3 separate regions of the Homo sapiens genome follow, and regions 2 and 3 are each linked to region 1. A link is a loop called in an ENCODE intact Hi-C map of the cell type or tissue named here. Cell type or tissue: ascending aorta. All regions are shown on one strand. Links, peaks and the distances in the headings refer to the core of each region. The heading gives the core; the rest is flanking DNA. Region 1 overlaps MUC5B (mucin 5B, oligomeric mucus/gel-forming). Region 2 holds the start of LOC124902606 (a long non-coding RNA gene). Region 3 overlaps MOB2 (MOB kinase activator 2).

Region 1 (6,162 bases), core at 479-5,478:
CTCCCCAGCCATGTGGAACTGTAAGTCCAATTAAACCTTTCTTTCTTCCCAGTCTTGGGTATGTCTTTATCAGCAGTGTGAAAATGAACTAATACAGAAGTTGGTACCAAGAGTGGGGCATTGCTGAAAAGATACCTGAAAATGTGGAAGGAATTTTGAAACTGGGTAACAGGCAGAGATTGGAACAGGTTGGAGAGCTCAGAAGAAGATAGGAAAACATGGGAAAGTTTGGAACCTCCTAGAGACTTGTTGAATGGCTTTGACAAAAATGCTGATAGTGATATGAACAATAAGGTCCAGGCTGAGGTGGTCTCAGATGAAGATGAGGAACTTATTGGGAACTGGAGCAAAGGTGACACTTGTTATGTTTTAGCAAAGACACTGGTGGCATTTTTGCCTCTGCCCTAGAGATTTGTGGAACTTTGAACATCAGAGAGATGATTTAGGGTATCTGGCAGAAGAAATTTTTAAGCAGCAAAGCATTAAAAAGGTGACTTGGATACTGTTAAACATTCCATTTTAAAAGGGAAATAGGCCGGGCACAGTGGCTCACACCTGTAATCCCAGCACTTTGGGAGGCTGAGGTGGGTGGATCACCTGAGGCTGAGTTCGAGACCAGCCTGGCCAACATGAAGAAACCCCGTGTCTACTAAAAATGCAAAAATTAGTTGGGCATAATGGCTCATGCCTGTGATCCCAACTAGGGAGGCTGAGGCAGGAGAATCACTTGAACCCGGGAGGTGGAGGTTGCAGTGAGCCAAGATTGCGCCACTGCACTCCAGCCTGGGTGACAGAGCAAGACTCCGTCTCAAAAAGATTTTTTGTTGTTGTTAAAGAGGAAAACAGAGCGTAAAAGTTCAGAAAATTTGCAGCCCAATGATGCAGTAGAAAAGAAAAACCCATTTTTTGAGGAGAAATTTAAGCTGACTGCAGAAATTTCCTTAAGTAGCAAGGAGCCTAATGTTAATCCCCAAGACCATGGGGAAAATATCTCCAGGCCATGTCAGAGACCTTCACGGCACCCCCTCCCATCAGAAACCTGGAGGCCCAGGAGGAAAAAATTGTTTTGTGGGCTGAGCCCAGGATCCCTGTTCTGTGTGCAACCTAGGGACTTGGTGCCCTGCATCCCAGCCTCTCCAACTGTGGCTGAAAGGGGCCCAACGTGGAGTTCAGGCTGTGGCTTCAGAGGGTAGAAGCTCCAAGCCTTAGCAACTTCCATGTGGTGTTGAGTCTGTGGGTGCACAGAAGTCAAGAACTGAGGTTTTGGAACCTCCGCCTCAATTTCAGAACATTTACGGAAACACCTGAATGTCCAGGCAGAAGCTTGCTGCAGGGGCGGGGCCCTCATGGACAACCTCTGCTAGGGCAGTGCAGAAAGGAAATGTGGGGTTGGAGCCCCCACACAGAGTCCCTACTGGGCCACCGCCTAGTGGAGCTGTGAAAAGAGGGCCACTGTCTTCCAGACCCCAGAAAGGTAGATCCACCAACAGCTTGTACCATGTGCCTGGAAAAGCCACAGACACTCAACACCAGCCCATGAAAGCAGCCAGGAGGGAGGCTGTATCCTCCAAAGCCACAGGGGAGGAGCTGCCCAAGACCATGAGAACCCACCTCTTGCATCAGCGTGAACTGGACATGACACCTGGAGTCAAAAGAGATCATTTTGGAGCTTTAAAATTTGACAGCCCCGCTGGATTTTGGACTTGCATGGGCCCTGTAGCCCCTTTGTTTTGGCCAATTTCTCCCATTTGGAACAGCTATATTTACCCAATACATGTACCCTCATTGTATCTAGGAAGTAACTAACTTGCTTTTGATTTTACAGGTTCATAGGCAGAAGGGACTTGCCTCGTCTCAGATGAGATGTTGAACTGCAGACTTTTGGGTTAATGCTGAAATGAATTAAGACTTTTGGGGATGGTTAGGAAGGCATGATTGGTTTTGAAATGTGAGGACATGAGATTTGGAGGTATCAGGGCAGAATGATATGGTTTGGCTGTGTCCCCACCCAAATCTCACCTTGAATTGTATCTTCCAGAATTCCCACGTTGTGGGAGGGACCCAGGCAGAGGTAATTGAATCATGGGGGCCAGTCTTTCATGTGCTATTTTTGCGATTGTGATTAAGTCTCACGAGATCTGATGGGTTTATCAGGGGCTTCCACTTTTGCTTCTTCCTCATTTTCTGTTGCCACTGCCATGTAAGAAGTGCCTTTCATCTCCCACCATGATTCTGAGGCCTCCCCCAGCCATGTGGAACTGTAAGTCCAATTAAACCTCTTTTTCTTCTCAGTCTTGGGTATGAAGACAGTGTGAAAACGGACTAATACATCCCCATGATCCCCACATGTCATGGGAGGGACACTGGGAGTGATTGGATCATGGGGGTGGTTTCCCCCATGCTGTTCTCGTGATAGTGAGTGAATTCTCACGAGATCTGGTGGTTTCCTAAGCATCTGGCATCTCCCCTGCTAGGTCTCATTCTCTCTACTGCCACCTTGTGAAGAAAGTGCCTGCTTCTGCTTCACCCTCCACCATGATTGTAAGTTTCCTGAGGCCTCCTCAGCCAGGCAGAACTGTGAGTCAGTTAAACCTCTTTTCTTTATAAATTACCCAGTCTCAGGTATTTCTTTGTAGCAGTGCGAGAATGGCCTCATACAAAAAGTTTTGGGCCCCCCTCTCAGCACTTCCCAAATGTTTCCTTTTCGGGATATCTGCTGGCTTTGCAGATGATTTAGTTTCTTGTTTTCAATTGCTGCTATTTTAAAGTTTCTTTCTATCATTGTCACAGTTTCTGTGTCTGTAGGGGAAGACAGGCCCACTTTTCCATCTGGAAACCAGAAATCCCTTTTAAAACGTCTTTAAAGTCTAAGTAACATTGGTTTGTATTCACTGTGTTTATTTATTTATTTAATTTTAATTTTTATTTTTTTTGAGACGGAGTCTCACTCTGTCACCCAAGCTGGAATGCAGTGGCGCGATCTCGGCTCACTGCAAGCTCTGCCTCCCGGGTTCACGCCATTCTCCTGCCTCAGCCTCCTGAGTAGCTGGGACCACAGGCGCCCGCCACCACGCCTGGCTAATTTTTGGTATTTTTAGTAGAGATGGGGTTTCACCGTGTTAGCCAGGATGGTCTCGATCTCCTGACCTCGTAATCCGCCCGTCTCAGCCTCCCAAAATGCTGGGATTACAGGCATGAGCCACCGCGCCTGGCCCACTGTGTTTATTTTTATAGTTACTTGCTCTGGGGCATTGCAGAGCCCTGTGGTTTTGAGTGTGGCCTCGACTTGGGCTGCCTGGATGTGAGCCCAGCTTTCCCCCTGACAGAACCACACCTTTTCATTGCTTTGTGCCTCAGTGTTCCCATCTGTGGAGTGGGAGACACAATAGCAGACACCACACAGGGTATTGTCAGGATTGAATGATACGGTTCTGGGGCACAGAGACAGCACAGCATGGGCCTCTGAGAGGGGTGCTTGTACCCATACACCGACATAAATGGGTCTAAGGAAACCATCGCACCATGGGAATGACTGAGGTTTCGGAAACCATTTGTTTACACGTGGCGGAATGCAGACCCAGGTCAGGCAGTGACCTGGCGCAACCTCCAGACAATCAGCCTCGGAGACGCAGGGTAAACCTATAGAAGCTCACCCCAGTGGTGACCAACCTAGCCCACCGCCCACCAGAGCCCACCTGCAACCTTGTCAGGCCCCTGCCTATCTCCAGCCCAGTCCTGGGGTGGCTGGCCCTGCTGGGCCTCGGCAAGGAGGGCAGGAGAGGCTGGAGCTCTGGAGCGCTGGCAGGGGCCTGGCTGGGCCCCCAGGAGCTGGGAGCTCTGTAAATGTACAGTGTGATGGCATCACTTCCTGGGCAGGGCAGGACCCACCCAAGGGCACAGGGCAGAGGCAGGCCCCGGTGTGGGGAAGGCCCCGCTCTGCACCCACACCACAGGCTTCTGCAGCCAGGCACGAGCATTGCTTTTGTCTCCCCAGGCCACGGTCTGCCTGTAGCCACCCCCTGCCCAGTAGGAGGTCATTTTGTGTCCAAAGCTCCCTGCATCCTGCTATGCCTAGGTCCTGGCTGGCACCACCTTCACTGTCTTCCCTGCCCACACCTGCAGCCCCAGCTGCTGACCCCACCCATCCCACAGGCTCCCCGATACCCTGCTGTCTGCACCGGGTGCTCTCTGCTCTGGACAGAGCAATAGAAAGGAAGGGCAGAAAGCCCTGCCCGTGCGTGTGGAGGCGGGACAGGAGGTGGGACAGGAGGCGGGACAGGAGGCGCGACAGGAGGCGGGACAGGAGGCGGGACAGGAGGCGGGACAGGAAGCCAGCAAGCTCACGTGTCGCTTGCGTAGCAAGTGCCCCAAGGAAAGCATTCCCGGAGAGGTGCGCGTGGAACAGGGTGAAAGGCGGCCCCGCAGGGCCCAGCACCAGCCTGGGAGCATTGCACCTGGCTCCGTGCACCTGCCCTGGGGGGCAGCTGCCTCCCCGCTGACCGGGCCTGGTCGCCTGCTTGCCCCACTGACTGCCTCCATCTTCCTACATGAGCTGGTTTCCTCACACAATCCCCTACACTGGAAATAACAGCCGGGGTGACCTCTGAGTCCTGGCGGCCCCCTGCCCCCTGTCCCCTGGGCAGTGCTCCCACAGCCCAAGACTGACTCTCGGGGTGCCCACAGGGGCATGTGGATGACCAAGCGGCTCCTTGTCCCCCACCCTGCCTGGCCTTCCCAGAGGCTTCCTGGTCCTTCAGTGGCTGCTGGGGGTCCTGGACTGCCCCCCGGATGTGTCCTCCAGCCTGCAGGCCCCAGGCAAGCAGCCCACAGAGGACCTGGACAGCCTGGGAAAGACGGTAGGCAAGAAAAGACGTCAGGACAGGAAACGTACTCAATGCTCAGGGTTTATTTGCAAAACTGGGCTGGGTTGAGCAGAGGGGGCTTTGGGATGCTGACCCCTCTCTGACCTGGCCGTTGCGACCTCAGCCCTGAGTTACCCTGCAGCAGGCATGGACAGGCGGCCGCCTTGCCTGTCGCAGCTTCCTGGCAGCAGCTGGCCTTGCCTGGACCAGCCTGTCTGCCCCAGCGGCCGGACGTGGCCAGCTGGAATCCGTGCTGCGCGGGCGCTCCGGCCGTGGCAGGGACACATAGGCCCGCACATGCTTAGTTTGTTCCAGGGCGTCCCAGTGACATCAGGGAGGGGCAAGGCCAAGGTGGGCCACAGGCTCTCCCAGGGTAGGACTCCTGAGTGGCGCCCTCCCGAAAGGGGTCCTGCTGGCCCCTCACCCTTCTGGGGCCGGTTTCACCCACGGGGTGGGCAGCAGGAGCACGGAGCGCGGGGTGCCACACACAGGCCGGGGGGCTCCGCAGAGGAGGCCCAAGGTTTTCATGATCAGACAATGCACATCCTGGCTCCAGGTGGACAGAGCATGGGGATGGAGGCAGAACGTTCTCAGACAGCAGTGGCCTCCTGGGCCGGGAAGCCACGGGTGTGTGGGGGAGCCATGGGCGCAGGGACACAGAAGGGCGTGCAGCCACACTCATCCACGTGGGTGTAGGTGTGCAGGATGGCTGAGCCGTTAGGACAGTGCAAGGGCACCGTCTCCTCGTGGACCCGCCTCTCCTGGCAGCAGGTGCACTGGTGCTGCATGGCCTGGGCCTCTGCTGAGTACCTGTGGACGCAGGGTGGCCCTCACATCAGCCACCTTGGCCCCGCCGTTTCTCTGCCCAGCCATGGTGACACATGGGCCTCTGGGGTCCTGGGCCAGACGGCCGCCCCCTTCTGTCCACAGTGGCCTGCTCTGTGGGCACGTGAGGCTTCACCTTCTCAGGATGGGGCAGCTCTGGGCCCCCAGGGTCCCTTGGCTCCCGGCTCTGTCTTCTGTGGCCTGCACTTCCCCTGTCTGAACCAGCTCCTCCAATCCTGCTGACCCTAAGCAGCCCTTGACCCTTCCTCCTGCCTCTTCTAGCTAAGGGTCAACCCTTCTGGCCCCTCCTGCTGACAGCCAACCACAGTGGCAAGCCATGGGGGGCTTCACAGAAGGCTCTGGTTCCACCCACCCTCCCCAGGGGGACACCTGGACCTGGGTTCGCAGCGGGGAGCTCTGTGCCATGTGGCTCGGCTCAGCCGGGCCCTGGCCTGGCTAGGAGAGCGGCCCCAGG
Region 2 (6,162 bases), core at 726-5,725, 71 kb before region 1:
AGAAAACCCAAGACTGGGTAATTTATAAAGAAAGAGGTTTAATTGACTCGCAGTTCTGCATGGCTGGGGAGGCCTCAGGAAACTTACAATCATGGCGGAAGACACCTCTTCACAGGGTGGCAGGACAGAGAATGTGTGCTGAACGGAGGGAGAAGGCCCCACGGGGATACTCACTCGTTATCACGGGAACAGCATGGGGGACCCGACCGCATGATCCAGTCACCTCCACCTGGTCCCGAGATTGACACGTGGGGATTATGGGGATTACAATTCAACCTGAGATTTGGGTGGGGACCCAGAGCCAAACCATATCACACCTGGAACAGGGGCGAGGAACTGAAAGGGGGTCTCTGGAGGACCAGCAGATGGAGGATGCAGAGAGGTGGAGGAGATGGGGGACCAGAAAGGATGGAGGACGGGGAGGGGTGCAGGAGACGGGCCTCCTGCAGGCTGAGCTGGGGAAGAGGCCAGGGCCCGGAAAAGGACAAGAGAGACAGAGATGAGCAGCACGTGGGGTGAAGGGGTGGAGGGGCCCAGGCCCAGGGGAGAGACAGAGAAAGGACAGAGAGATACGGAGAACAGAGACAGAAAACAGAGAGAGACAGAGAACAGAGAGAGACAGAGAACAGAGAGAGACAGAAAGAGATAGAGAGAAACAAGAGTAATGAGAGATAGAGGCAGAGATGAGAGAGACACAGAGAGACAGAAATAGAGAGAGACAAAAGATAAAGAGATAGAGACGGAGAGACAAAGAAGAGACAGAGAGAGACCAGGAGGAGAAGAGAGATTGGCAGAGGAGACTCAGGGGCTGGCAGGTGAACCTGGGAGGGGCGGCTCTGGTGAAGAAGGGAGTGAGGAGGTCTGAAGCCGGTTGCCCCGTGAATCTGAATTTCGCGAGTGTCCCGGGAGCCCCTCCGTGGCCGCCTCTGTCCCCCGGAGGCGCCCCCCAGGCCCTGGGGTCCCTCCCCGCGGTGGCTCCGGGGACAGGACCGCGCCCTCCACGGAGCCGCCATATGGCCGCGGGGACTTCCAGGGGGCAGCGGCCCCGCGGGGACTCGGGTGGGACTTCGGGGCCTCCCACCCTCCCTCTTTTTAACGTTTGTCAGATAAGATGACGCGGAATGAAAAGCGCGCTTGGAACGGAGCGGCCGTGGCCGGTGGGCTGGGAAGACCCCCGCGAGGGGAAGAAGCGAGCGCGCCCCCCGCCCCCGCCTCGGGCCCCCGGGAAGGCGGCGCAGCCACTGGGGAGTCTCAGTGCCAGGCGGCTCCGTGTCGCGTCTCTGCCCCGCGTTTCTGAGGCTCCAAGCTGCCGGGGGAGCTGGGGGTGGCTTCCGAACACGCCGAGCGGAGCCTCGCGGCCTCCGAGGGACCCCGTGCGAGGCGCCATTCCCAGCCGGGGACAAGGGGCTGTGCGGGGCTGGGGGCTCCGAGGCCGCGCGCTCCCGGGAGTGCCAGGCGGTGGTGGGGCCGCGGCTCCGGGGGATCGGGCTAGGGAGGGACGGGGACCCCCGGGCGGCGGCGACACCTCTTCCTGGAGAAGCGGGAGCGCGAGGCGGGGGCCGGACAGGTCTCACCTTCTCCATCCCGCTGTCCGCGCGTCTCATCCGCACCTGGAGGGCGCGTCTCCCACCGCGGGCGGGGCGGGCTGGACGCGGGGCCTGGGAGGGGGGAAGACGCAGGATCAGCGGCAGCGCGAACCCACAGCCCTGCAGGGTCCCCGCGCCTGGGCACGGACGCGTTTCGCACAGGAGGAGGCTCTAGCGTAAGCGCCGGGAGCGCTCGGAGCCCGGGCCATCTCGAGACACCTGAGGGCCTGGGGTGAGCCCAGCGCCCCACGACCCCTACCTTGTCCCCATCCCCCCGCCCCCCGCCCTCCACGCCCCGCCCCCCCGCCCTCCACGCCCCGCCCCCACGCCCCGCCCCCGCCCCCACGCCCCGCCCCCGCCCTCCACGCCCCGCCCCCCGCCCTCCACGCCCCGCCCCCCCGCCCTCCACGCCCCGCCCCCCCGCCCGCCCCGCCCCGCCCCGCCCTCGCCGGGCGCCCGCGTGGCGGGAACTCAGGAACGCGCCGCCGTCCCGCTGCTTCTCAGGGCTGAGCCAGGGACGCTTTGTCTTCGCGTCTGAATGACGGATTGACGGCCGTTTGCAGCGGCTCTGAAGCGAGTGCGGACGGTCTTAGGACGGTTTCCCTGACGGATGCGCTTCCGGGGGAGAAGTGAGGGGGGCACGGGGCGGTACTGGGGGCCCAGGGCCAAAGACGGGGAAGCAAGCGGCCTCTGGGGAGTGGTGGGCGGTGAGCAGCGGGGCGGGGGGGTGCACGCCGGTGGGAGAGGGCAGGGGAGGTGGGAGGAGGGAGGAGGGTGGGAGAGAGGGCGGGGGAGGGGGGAGGACGGCGGGGGAGGACCCCGGGATGGGAGCCGACACCCACAAGCCCCAGGTCCCTGGCCCAGCCTCACCCCAGGCGTCCATTCGTCCACAGCCAGGAGAGACACACAACATCGCCTGGGGCCACCTGCCCGAAGGTGCCCGGGAACACCCACGAAAACACAGAAACCTGGGCTTCGTTATGCAGGAGTTTTGTTCCTGAAGATGGCATTGCTTGCGACCTCCCTCCCCACCCCACTCCTTTCTCCGGGAACATGAACGTCTCTGGATTTCTCAATCTCTGAATTTGCCAACACCACGAAAATTCACACCCGATGCTTTGCAAGAGCTGCTATTTATAGGAGCGCTGGGTTTCAGTGGCTTCTCTCCAGAGTTGCAAAGTCACTCTCTAATGCAGCTGTTTCATCAGGCACCGCCCCGTGTCCTGGGCATCTGGTCTTTTTACATTCCTTTGGGTGCACCCATAATATTCTACTGGGGGCCGGAAGAGAGAATTTTGGGCTCCAATTTAGCTTCATCATGCAGAATCGACCTTCCTTTTACAAACTCATCCAGCCATCCACTCACTGTTTGTGTGAACTCAGCAAGTTACTGAACCCCCCAGGCTCAGTTTCCCCATTTGTAAGATGGGGCCGAGCAGCCCTTATGACGAGTCCGGGGAATTGTGAAGTCCCCGGTGCATGAATGTCACCGCGAATGTTGGCTGTATGATCACCAGTCACTCAGCAGCACTTGTGTGCACCTGCATGGGGGCCCCGGGCCCACCAGACTCGGAGGTGACCAATCTCAGTGCTGGTGAGAAGGGCTATGACAGGGGCCCTCCAGGGCACTGGCCCTGAGCCCACATCCCAGGCAGCAGTTAAAGCTGCCAAGGAGAGTGAAAAAAGCCACCCAGGAGCAACCCAGGGCTGGGTCTTGATGGGATGAATAGGAGTTTTCCAGGTAGAAGGTGGGGGAGAGGGACTCGTATGCAGTGGAGTCAGGAGTCATTCTCAGGGACAGGTGGAGTGCAGTGGTCTCTAGGAAGAGACAGGTGCCTCATACCACATAGAACAATTAGTTTAAAGTGGGTTAAAGACCTAGATGTAGAAATTCAAACTATAAATCACTGAGAAGACATGGGGTGAATCTTTTTGAGCTTGGTTTACTTAGATATGACCCAAAAAGCACAGAAACAAAAGAAAAAGATAGATAAACTGAATTCCTCAAAATCAACAAATTTTGTGCTTCAAAGGACACCATCAAGAAAACCAAAAAACAATCTGCAAAATGGGAGAACATATTTGCAAATCACTTGTCTATAAGAGACTTGTATCTGGCATATATAAAGGGGGTTATATTACACAAAGAACAATTGCAACTTGACAACGAAAAGACAAGCAGCTCAATTAAAAAATGGCAAAGGGGCCAGGCGCAGCGGCTCACGCCTGCAATCCCAGCACTTTGGGAGGCTGAGGCGGGCGAATCATGAGGTCAGGAGATCGAGACCATCCTGGCTAACACGGTGAAACCCTGTCTCTACTAAAAATACAAAAAAAATTAGCCACACATGGTGGCGGGCGCCTGTAGTCCCAGCTATTTGGGAGGCTGAGGCAGGAGAATGGCGTGAACCCGGGAGGCGGAGCTTGCAGTGAGCTGAGATCGCACCACTGCACTCCAGCCTGGGTGACAGTGTGAGACTCTGTCAAAAAAAAAGCAAAGGATATGAGTAGACATTTCTCCAAGCTGATGCACAAATGACTGATCAACACAAAAACATGCTCCACATAAGTAGCCCTCAGGGAAATGCACCCACTAGGGTGGCTACAATCTCTATTAATAATTTTGTTTAACTGGAAAACAGCAAGTGTTGGTGGGGATGTGGAGAAATTGGAAACTTCATTCATCGCTGGAGGGAATGTAACATGGTGCGGACACCGTGGAAAACAGTCGGGCAGTTGTTCCAAACGTTACACAGAGTTGTCACATGACCCAGCAATTCTGCTCCCACATATATGCCCAAGAGAACTGAAAGTGTGTCCACATTAAAAACCTGTCCACAAATGTTCATAGCAGCATTATTAATAATACCCCGATGTGAAATTAACCTACATGTCCATCAACTGATGAAACATGGGCTGCATCCATCCAACGGAATATTATCCGGCCATAAAAAGGAATGACATCGAGTTGAAGGCAGGGTCTTGAGGAGATATTTGCACACCCATGTTGCATGTTCATTGCAGCATCATTCATGAGAACTGAGAGGTGGAGGAACCCTGTGCGCTGAAATTGGGGCTGGCCGAGCCAGGTAGGAGGTGGACAGGCTCCCTGGCGGCTCTCCAGGGACGTCCTTCAGGGACAGCTTCGAGGACGTCCCATGAGCAGTGCCCATGTGGTCAAGGGCTTCAGTACCCGGCAGCAGCTCTCAGCCACCTTGACCATGAGCAAGGAGAGGACATATCTGGTGCCTCAAAAGAACATCTTTGCCTAAAGCTCATCTGGGAGAGAGAGCAAGCAGACTGCAAATTTCTGAAACTGCTTGAACCAAGTGCATGAATTTGGTGCATCCTGAAGTCCCTCTGCCCAGAGAGGGCTGCTAGTCTGTGCATGGCAGGATGGACCGCTGCTCTGAGTCACCTTTGCTGAGCAGCCAAGGCTGGGCTTCCCTTGGAATTGCTTCCGGAATGAGATATTCAGGGCCAGTCCTTGGCTGTAGTTTCTAGACTTCTCCTCGACAGGGCAGCTCCTTGGTGCAGCTCCTGCTGCACTGCTGGCCCCGGTCTGGCTCTCTTGGTGGCTGTGGCCACCCGTGCCATTGCATGGTCCTAACAGTCTCTGTGTATATTCAGCTTGCTTCCTGCTGTGGGGCCCCACTCCTACTGCAGAACTCAGCCCCTGGTTCAATGCTGACCTTTGTACCCCAGTCCCTTAACTACGCAGGCATCTTCCTGTGTGTGTGGTGTTTTGTAGGTATACATCTCTCTTTCAGCAGCTAGCTGAAGTATGATTTGCATACAACAAGCCGCATTTATCTAAAGTGTTATCAGTTGATATGTTTTGCCTTTTGCAAATGACACCAAAAGCATCACCACAATCGAGATAATAAACAGACCCCCCCAAGCCTCCAGTGCCGCTTACCTTCCTCCCGCCCTCTCCCTCCACTCTCTCTCTGCAGCCCACTGACCTGCCTTCTGTTTTCATAGGTGATATAGTTTGGATCTGTGTCCCCACCCAAATCTCATGTCAAATTGTAATCCCCAATGCTGGAGGTGGGGCCTGGTGGGAGGTGATTAGATCGTGGGAGTGGTTTCTCATGGTTTGGCACCATCCCCACTGGGAACTCTCATCGTCATAGTGAGTTCTCATGAGATCTACTTGTTTAAAAGTGTGTGGCACCTCCCCTCCCCCCTCTTGCTCCTGCTCTAGCCACGTGACCTGACCTGCCAGGTCCCCCTTTGCCTTCCGCCATGATTGTAAGTTTCCTGAGGCCTCCCTAGAAGCAGAAGCCACCATGCTTCCTGTACAGCCTACAATTAAGCCCTCCCTTTTTTTTTTTAAATAAATTACCCAGTCTCAGATATTTCTTTAGAGCAATGCAAGAACCAACTAACACGATAGGTCAGTTTATATCTCCTTACGTTTTGAACACATGGAATCTCTTACAGTGTTTACTCTGTCATGTTGTGCCTGCTTCTTTGAGATTCTTTCATGTTGTGTGTGCGAATAATTCACTCCTTTTCATGACTGATTGGACCTCCACTGGTTGGATATAACACGGATTATCTGTTTCCACAT
Region 3 (6,162 bases), core at 423-5,422, 220 kb before region 1:
CTGTCTTTGTCCCAGCGTGCGGCTGTTTGTGCCCTGGGCAGGGGCTTCAGCCACCCAGGCAGAGGTGACCCGGAGTCTGTCCTTGTGTGGCCTTGTCCAGAGAAGTGGCATGGGGTTCCCGGGTGCCTATTTTTGTGCTGGCTGCCATAGGGATGTTGCCGGAAAATCCATTTTTGACATTTTTCTCACCTGTACTTTCTCTGACCTGCTGCGGGGGTGCCTCCCTGCCCACACCACTCAGCTCGGTGTGTGCAGGGGCGTGTGTGGGAGTGTGCGCCCAAGTGTGTGGGAGCGTGCACCCGTGTGTGTGGGAGTGTGCACCCGTGTGTGGGCATGAGGGGCCGGGGGAGTGGGGCAGGCACAGCCAGCTGCAGCAGTGAGTGTGTCCTCCCGGGTGGGGTTGCCTGGTGGGGGTGTGAGGCGAGCGTGGCCTGCTGGACGTGCCCTCCAAGGGCCGGGGGCTGCGGCACCCGTGTGCATCTCCGTGCCTCTGCCTGTCCCTGGGCACCCGGCTCCATCTTTCTCTTCATAGGCTCCTTCCCTATCTCCCGATCACCTGTGCATTCAACAGGGAGGGCTCCACAAGTAGACACAAGAGTGCCGGCCGGTGACCCTGCCTAGGATGTCCTATCTTAAGGTGAAACTGTGAGGTTTTGGAAATGTGTGGGCAAGTTGGCAGTACTCGTGAGTTCAAATCAGGAATGGTGCCTGACATCAGTGGTGTGAGGGGACTGGCGTGTGTGTGTGTGTGCCTGTGCCAGTGTGTGCTTGTGTGTCTGAGGCCAAATGCCGAAGGCAGCTCCACAGGAGACACAGAGGCAGGCCTGGAGCCCAGCCAGGCCCTAAGGAAGACGGGCGGAGTCCCTTCCCTGGGGCTCAGGAAGGTTTCAAAGGAAGCGATGAGGAAGCCACCTTGGCTGGGAGCTGGATGCATGGAGGGGCCGAGGCGCAGTGGAGCATGGTGGCCACGTGGGGCTGAGGTTCTAGGACAGCAGCAGCACCTGCCTGTTTGGACGTTTGGTCTGGGATGTCTGCGGGCGTTCCTTGTGCCATCTTGGCTTTTTCCTTCTCAATGGGCCTCTGCAGAGGGCACAGTAGGCTGGTAAAAGCTCGCTTTGTCTGGGGCTGCTGACCTGTTTGGGGGGGCAGACAATTAAACTCAGAAGAAAAGAAGCCACACTCCACAGCTTCCAGCTGGCTGAAGCCTGTGGGCAGTGCAGGCTGTGCTGAGAGATGGACAGGGGCTCCGGAGGCCTTCCCACCCCTCAGCCTGAGGCCGTGTGACAGAAGTGGGATCAGCACCCAGGGAGAACTCGGGTTAGAACACGGTGTTAGAAATGCAGTTTTCAGGCCCCCCCTCAACACCCAGAAGGCCACATCAGAAATGTAGGGGTGGGGGTGGCGCCAAGCACCCCAGCATGTGGTGCCCTCCCTGCATGTTGGGGTGACAGGAGGTGCCCGTGGCGTGCACCCTGGGCAGCAAGGTGTGCTGAGACCCAGGCTCTGTACCGGGTGGCTACTGGGGGCTCTGCCTGGCCGGGTCTTGGGGGAAGGGGTCACTGGGAGCCTTGACTTTCAGGCTCTGGGTGGACCAACCAGCACTGACATTCACCCGAACCAAGGAGCATGAGGGGCCCGGTGCAGATGGCTGAGTGGGGTCCAAGGACCATGCCCTCCTCAGAGGCGTCACCTGCGGGCCTTTCTCCTGCACCCCACACGCTGCCTGGTCACCGTATTTTCCAGGCCTGGGCTTGGGGACTTGTATTTCTGGGCCCCTCGTGCCTGCCCCACCCCTTGGCGTTGACCTGTGGTGGGAAGTGCCAGATGAGGGCCACCTCCTGCTGCTGCCCACTCACCTCAGGGTCTACAGGCTCGACTTCCATAGCAAGCGTGCTCTGGGCGAGTGGGGGTCTCTGAGCCTGGAGCACCCCATTCCTGTGGGCCGTGGGGCCTGGCCAGGATTCCATCCCTGTGATAATGAAGTTGACACTCGTGGCAAAGGTGCAGGGCACTCGGTTGTGCTGTCCTCGTCCCTCAGGGCGGATGAGGAGTGGGCGGCTCCCAGCCCACTCCCCAGCTCCCCCTGCCTGTGAAGCAGTGTGCACCTGCTGTGGGCAGGGTGAGACCCCCTGTGTGTTGACTGTGTGGTTGTCTAAGTTTTCCACGGGAGCCCAGCAGCTCTGATGCCTCCCTGTGCCCCTTCCCTTGCCCACCAAATTTGTGTCTAGCAGGGATTGCCTCACTTCCCAGTAGGGATCAGTTACGTGCTGGGTGCCAAGGAGGCCGACTGGCACGTCATGGGTACCACTGGCGAGAATGGGGAGGGTGGCATTTGACAGGCTCTTAAAGGACCAGGAGAAGTTTGCTAGGCCTGGTGTAAGATGGGCAAGTTGGCAGAGCAGCAGCTGGTGCCCACAAACAGGGTGCAGACCCCTGTGGCAGGCAGGACAGGTCATCTAGAGCAGGGAGGAGGGAGGTGAGGCTGGTGAGTGTGTGGGAGGCAGGAAGGAGGTGGTTCCATCTGGCCCGGCCCTCCTAAGTGCATGGTGCCTGCCAGGCAGGACCCAGGCTCAGAGCCCACCTGTTGGAATAGTGTGAGGGACTTTGTTTTGGGGGCTGTGCACACAGCATCTGCCCTTCTGCTTCTTCCAAGTGGTCACGGAAGCCCTGTGGGTGGGCTGAGGTCCAGGGTCCACTCCCCAGTCCCTTCAGCGCCATCTCTGTCCTGCCTGCGGCCGGGGCCTGCTCCCACAGTCCTCCCTCCACATCGAAGGACTTGGTCTTTCTGTGCCCCGGGGCTCCTAGCCAGCAGCACAGGGGGAGCTGGGAGCAGGGCGCAGGGCCTCGGCACTTCCCTGGGTGAGGGGCAGCTGGGCCACTGAGGCAGTGACTGGGCAGACCTCTGGGCCTGGACGGCACAGAGCCTGTTTCAGAGCCTGTGAGCCTGCGGGGGGCGCCGCAGAGGTGTTTTCTCCACTGGGCAAAGCCAAGAATGACTAAGGACGAGAAGAGTGCCATGGAGGTGTCGTGTGCTCTGAGGCCTCCTCGGTAGCTGCCGCTGGCTTGGACCGAGCAATGGGCTGCCTCAGAGTGACTGCTTCCTGCCCAGGCCTGGGCCTTCGCTGAGAGCCTGCCCTTCTGGGAAGGAGGGCACTTGAGGTCAGGGAGACGTGGGTGCTGCCAGGCGTTCGGGGCTTTCCCATGGAAGTCCCTCTGTTGGTGCCCGCACAGCCGTTCCTGGAGCAGAGGCCATGTCCTGCGCGTCCCCTTGGTCCTACTACCTTTGGGCCAGTGCCCGTCCACCTGCCCCATGGGAATGAGTGACCCGGTCCAAAGAAGGTAGGCTTGCAGGAGGCTTGTCTCACAGTGCACTAAGCTCCGGGGCCCGGCCAGCCCTGGGTGCTGGGGACAGGGTGAGACTGGGGGAGCAGCTCGGGGAGGCCCAGCCTGGAGGGCCTCGTGCGTACTTTTCTTCTGTGTTCTAGGAGAGCAGGTGTGGACGGGAAGAGGCAGGGAGGCTGAGGTGCCAGTGCCGGAGTGGCGGCTGCTCACTACCTCCTGACCACAGCCAGAGCCTGGGAGAGGGAAGCCAGGTCTCCAGGTTCTGCCCCTGCCCAGCCCTCTCTGAGGACCGGAGGTGGAAGGTAGCCCCAGCCTGGAAGGCTGGCAAGGGGGCAGGAACTGCCAGTAGGGCAGCCTCCCTGAGTGGGCCCTGGGGCACACCCTGAGAGTGAGCGCGCTGACAGCTGCTCCTGCTGGCAGCCCTGCGTGACCGACCACCAGGTAACTGCCACCTGGAGCTTGCCAGTTGACACAGCTCCTAAGACACAGAGCAGGGAGACGGCTTGTAGCCCGCTTGGCAGCCTGGGCCACTGCAACCCACCCCTCCAAATGGGAAGGCCGAGCCCAGGCTGTAGCTGCCCGGGTGGGGTGTGGTGTGCTGTGCTGTGAGAGCACAGGGCAGGGAGGTGCAGGCCCACCTGCCGGTGGTCAGGGCCAGGCCCAGCGTCATGGGGAGAGCCTTCCCTGTGGTGGACACGCTGGGCATGGCCTGGCACAGGCTGGTGTGGAGTCTGGGTGCCTCGCTGTGCTGGGGCGAGGGGCTGCAGGCTACACGGAAGCTCACCCTGTCTGTCCCACCCCTGTACTGTGAGGACCCCAAGTGCCCACGCTGCATGTGGCCCATCCACACCTGTGCTTCCTCTTCCTCAGACCCCACGCCCTGTGCTCTGGAGAGATGGCAGAGTGGGAGTGCCAGGGCCCAGGGGCCCTGCCCCTGCCCCTCCCTGCCCCTGCCCCTGCCCCTCCCTGCCCCTGCCCCTGCCCCTGCCCCTGCTCCTGCCCCTGCTCCCTGCCTGGCTCTGGCTACTCCCAGCACTGCCCCCAGAGGCCTGCGCTGGTCTCCTTTTAAGGCGAAGATCTGCTGTGAGAAGCTGAAAGGGAAACATTTCCCTGGCATTCAGGGAGCATTTTTCCTTTCTCTTTCTCTTAAATAAACCATTAGCAACTTTTCAAAACAAGAAAGAAAAAAAATAAGGACAGGGTCAGGTTGCCACAAAGACCTTTGGCCCCCATCCTCATCACCCTGTGGCCTCCCCAGGCCTGGTGGACAACAGGGATACTGGAGCTGCAGGCCAGGCTGCCGCCTGATGCCAGGGGCCCCGTGCTCTCAGGCTGGCCAGGAAGGCAGGTGCCCTGCACAAGGCCTGTGGTATGTTTTCACCGGGGCCACCAGCGGCAGGGGCAGGGACAGGCTGGCCAACTCAAAAGAAGCCAGGAGTGAGAGGGTTTGCTTCTCCTTTCCTTCCAAGAGCACTGGAAAACTGGAAGGTGGGCGCTGGGGGCCCTAAACCCTGGGCCCCTCCCTGGTTGGAGGACTTGGTGAGGGGTGAGGATGCCCTCCGTGCAGGGGCCCGTGTGGCAAGTGGGAGCGCCAGCCCTTCTTCCCAGGAGGTGCCACGCAAGGCAGCTCCACTGGCCCCTCTGCGGAGCAGCCTCACCGTTGGTGTCCCGTTGGTGTCCTTTGAGCCTGGCAGGGAGGCAGTGTCGCCCCGATGGGCTCGGGCAGCTCCCTCTACACCTGCGCTGGCCACAACTGACCCCCCGGGCAGACCCTGGGTCTGATGGGCGTGTAGTGACCACACCGCGTCTCCTCTCTTGGCAGGAAGTCCAAAGCCAAGCCTAATGGCAAGAAGCCCGCTGCGGAGGAGAGGAAGGCCTACCTGGAGCCTGAGCACACCAAGGCCAGGATCACCGACTTCCAGTTCAAGGAGCTGGTGGTGCTGCCCCGCGAGATTGACCTTAACGAGTGGCTGGCCAGCAACAGTGCGCGGGGGCCTGGGGGCGGGCCCCCTCCCTCCTCCCTGCTCCTCCTCGAAGCCCCTCCTCAAGGGGGACCCCCACGGCTGGTGCTCAGCAGCCCCCTGCCGCGAGGGGAGAATGTGGCCCGTGGACGGGCAGAGCTCACCCAGCCGAGCTCCTGCACCTGTTGCTGGAAGCAGGGGTGGACGGGGCGGCTCAGCTCTGGCGTTTTTCACATCTGGCTCCTTCTCTTCTCTTCCAGCCACGACGTTTTTCCACCACATCAACCTGCAGTATAGCACCATCTCCGAGTTCTGCACAGGAGAGACGTGTCAGACGATGGCCGTGTGCAACACGTGAGTGCTGCCTGGCTACAGCCCACTTTCTCTTGGGAGACTCGGTGGGGCTCTGAGCCCCCGCTGCCCCAGGCTCCTGTCCTCTCAGATTCCGTTCTCACCTGGAGACCCTGAGAAGTCTTGGCACAGGCCTTCCACAACATCCACCTTCCTGTGGAAAGGCCACAGGCTGGGCCAGTGGCCCAGCTACCCAGGTCCCCAGTGGGGCCCAGAAGGTGCAGGAGCTGGTGGGGGTTGATGGGCTATGTTTCTAGGGACAGAGACGTTTCCAGAAGGAATGCCCTAAGATTGCAGAGAGCCCTTCTCCGCTGGCTCCCGTGACAGCTCTGGATGGGACAGTGAGGGCTGGGCTGGGCAGGCCACAGGTCCTTGCTCGGCCATTCATTTCATGGGGGCTCAGTTACCTTCTCCGTGACCATCCAACATGCCTGGTGCTGGTAGCTCTCTCCTGGAAGCACTGCACCCTGATTTCCTCAGTAAATGGGTGTCCGTTAGTGGCCCTGAG

Evidence for each region. Hi-C counts contacts between places; a loop is a spot of excess contacts. Peaks named below come from ENCODE experiments on the same cell type or tissue, not always from the same donor. Only the 100,000 strongest peaks of a DNase experiment are listed, where the experiment ranks them.
Region 2: it touches region 1 in a loop (4-fold over the local background); 13 of 110 quality-filtered maps call a loop at or near these places.
Region 3: it touches region 1 in a loop (6-fold over the local background); 2 of 110 quality-filtered maps call a loop at or near these places.

The regions. Positions count from the first base shown.
Region 1 is chr11:1,260,899-1,267,060 of GRCh38, reverse strand. It overlaps MUC5B (mucin 5B, oligomeric mucus/gel-forming), which reads right to left. Exons shown (of 49, transcript NM_002458.3): 49 at 4,889-5,672. The coding sequence ends at 5,453. Among named protein-coding and RNA genes, the nearest start is that of MIR6744, 7.4 kb to the right of the region's middle. RefSeq lists enhancers at 2,399-2,458, 4,353-4,858 and a silencer at 4,422-4,571. In ascending aorta, for the core only: a CTCF peak has its summit at 2,496 (motif pointing left); DNase peaks (open chromatin) are centred at 2,456 and 4,290; H3K4me3 peaks cover 1,261 bases; H3K27ac peaks cover 3,219 bases.
Region 2 is chr11:1,332,558-1,338,719 of GRCh38, reverse strand. It overlaps LOC124902606 (a long non-coding RNA gene), which reads left to right and starts at 2,023. Exons shown (of 2, transcript XR_007062545.1): 1 at 2,023-2,215; 2 at 2,480-5,487. In ascending aorta, for the core only: no CTCF peak of the experiment used is centred there; DNase peaks (open chromatin) are centred at 1,349, 2,149 and 2,669; H3K4me3 peaks cover 2,246 bases; H3K27ac peaks cover 2,038 bases.
Region 3 is chr11:1,479,888-1,486,049 of GRCh38, reverse strand. MOB2 (MOB kinase activator 2) reads left to right here. Exons shown (of 5, transcript NM_001172223.3): 2 at 5,165-5,325; 3 at 5,564-5,657. Among named protein-coding and RNA genes, the nearest start is that of MOB2, 3.8 kb to the left of the region's middle. In ascending aorta, for the core only: CTCF peaks have their summits at 2,878 and 4,386; DNase peaks (open chromatin) are centred at 807, 2,289, 3,109 and 4,389; H3K4me3 peaks cover 4,361 bases; H3K27ac peaks cover 5,000 bases.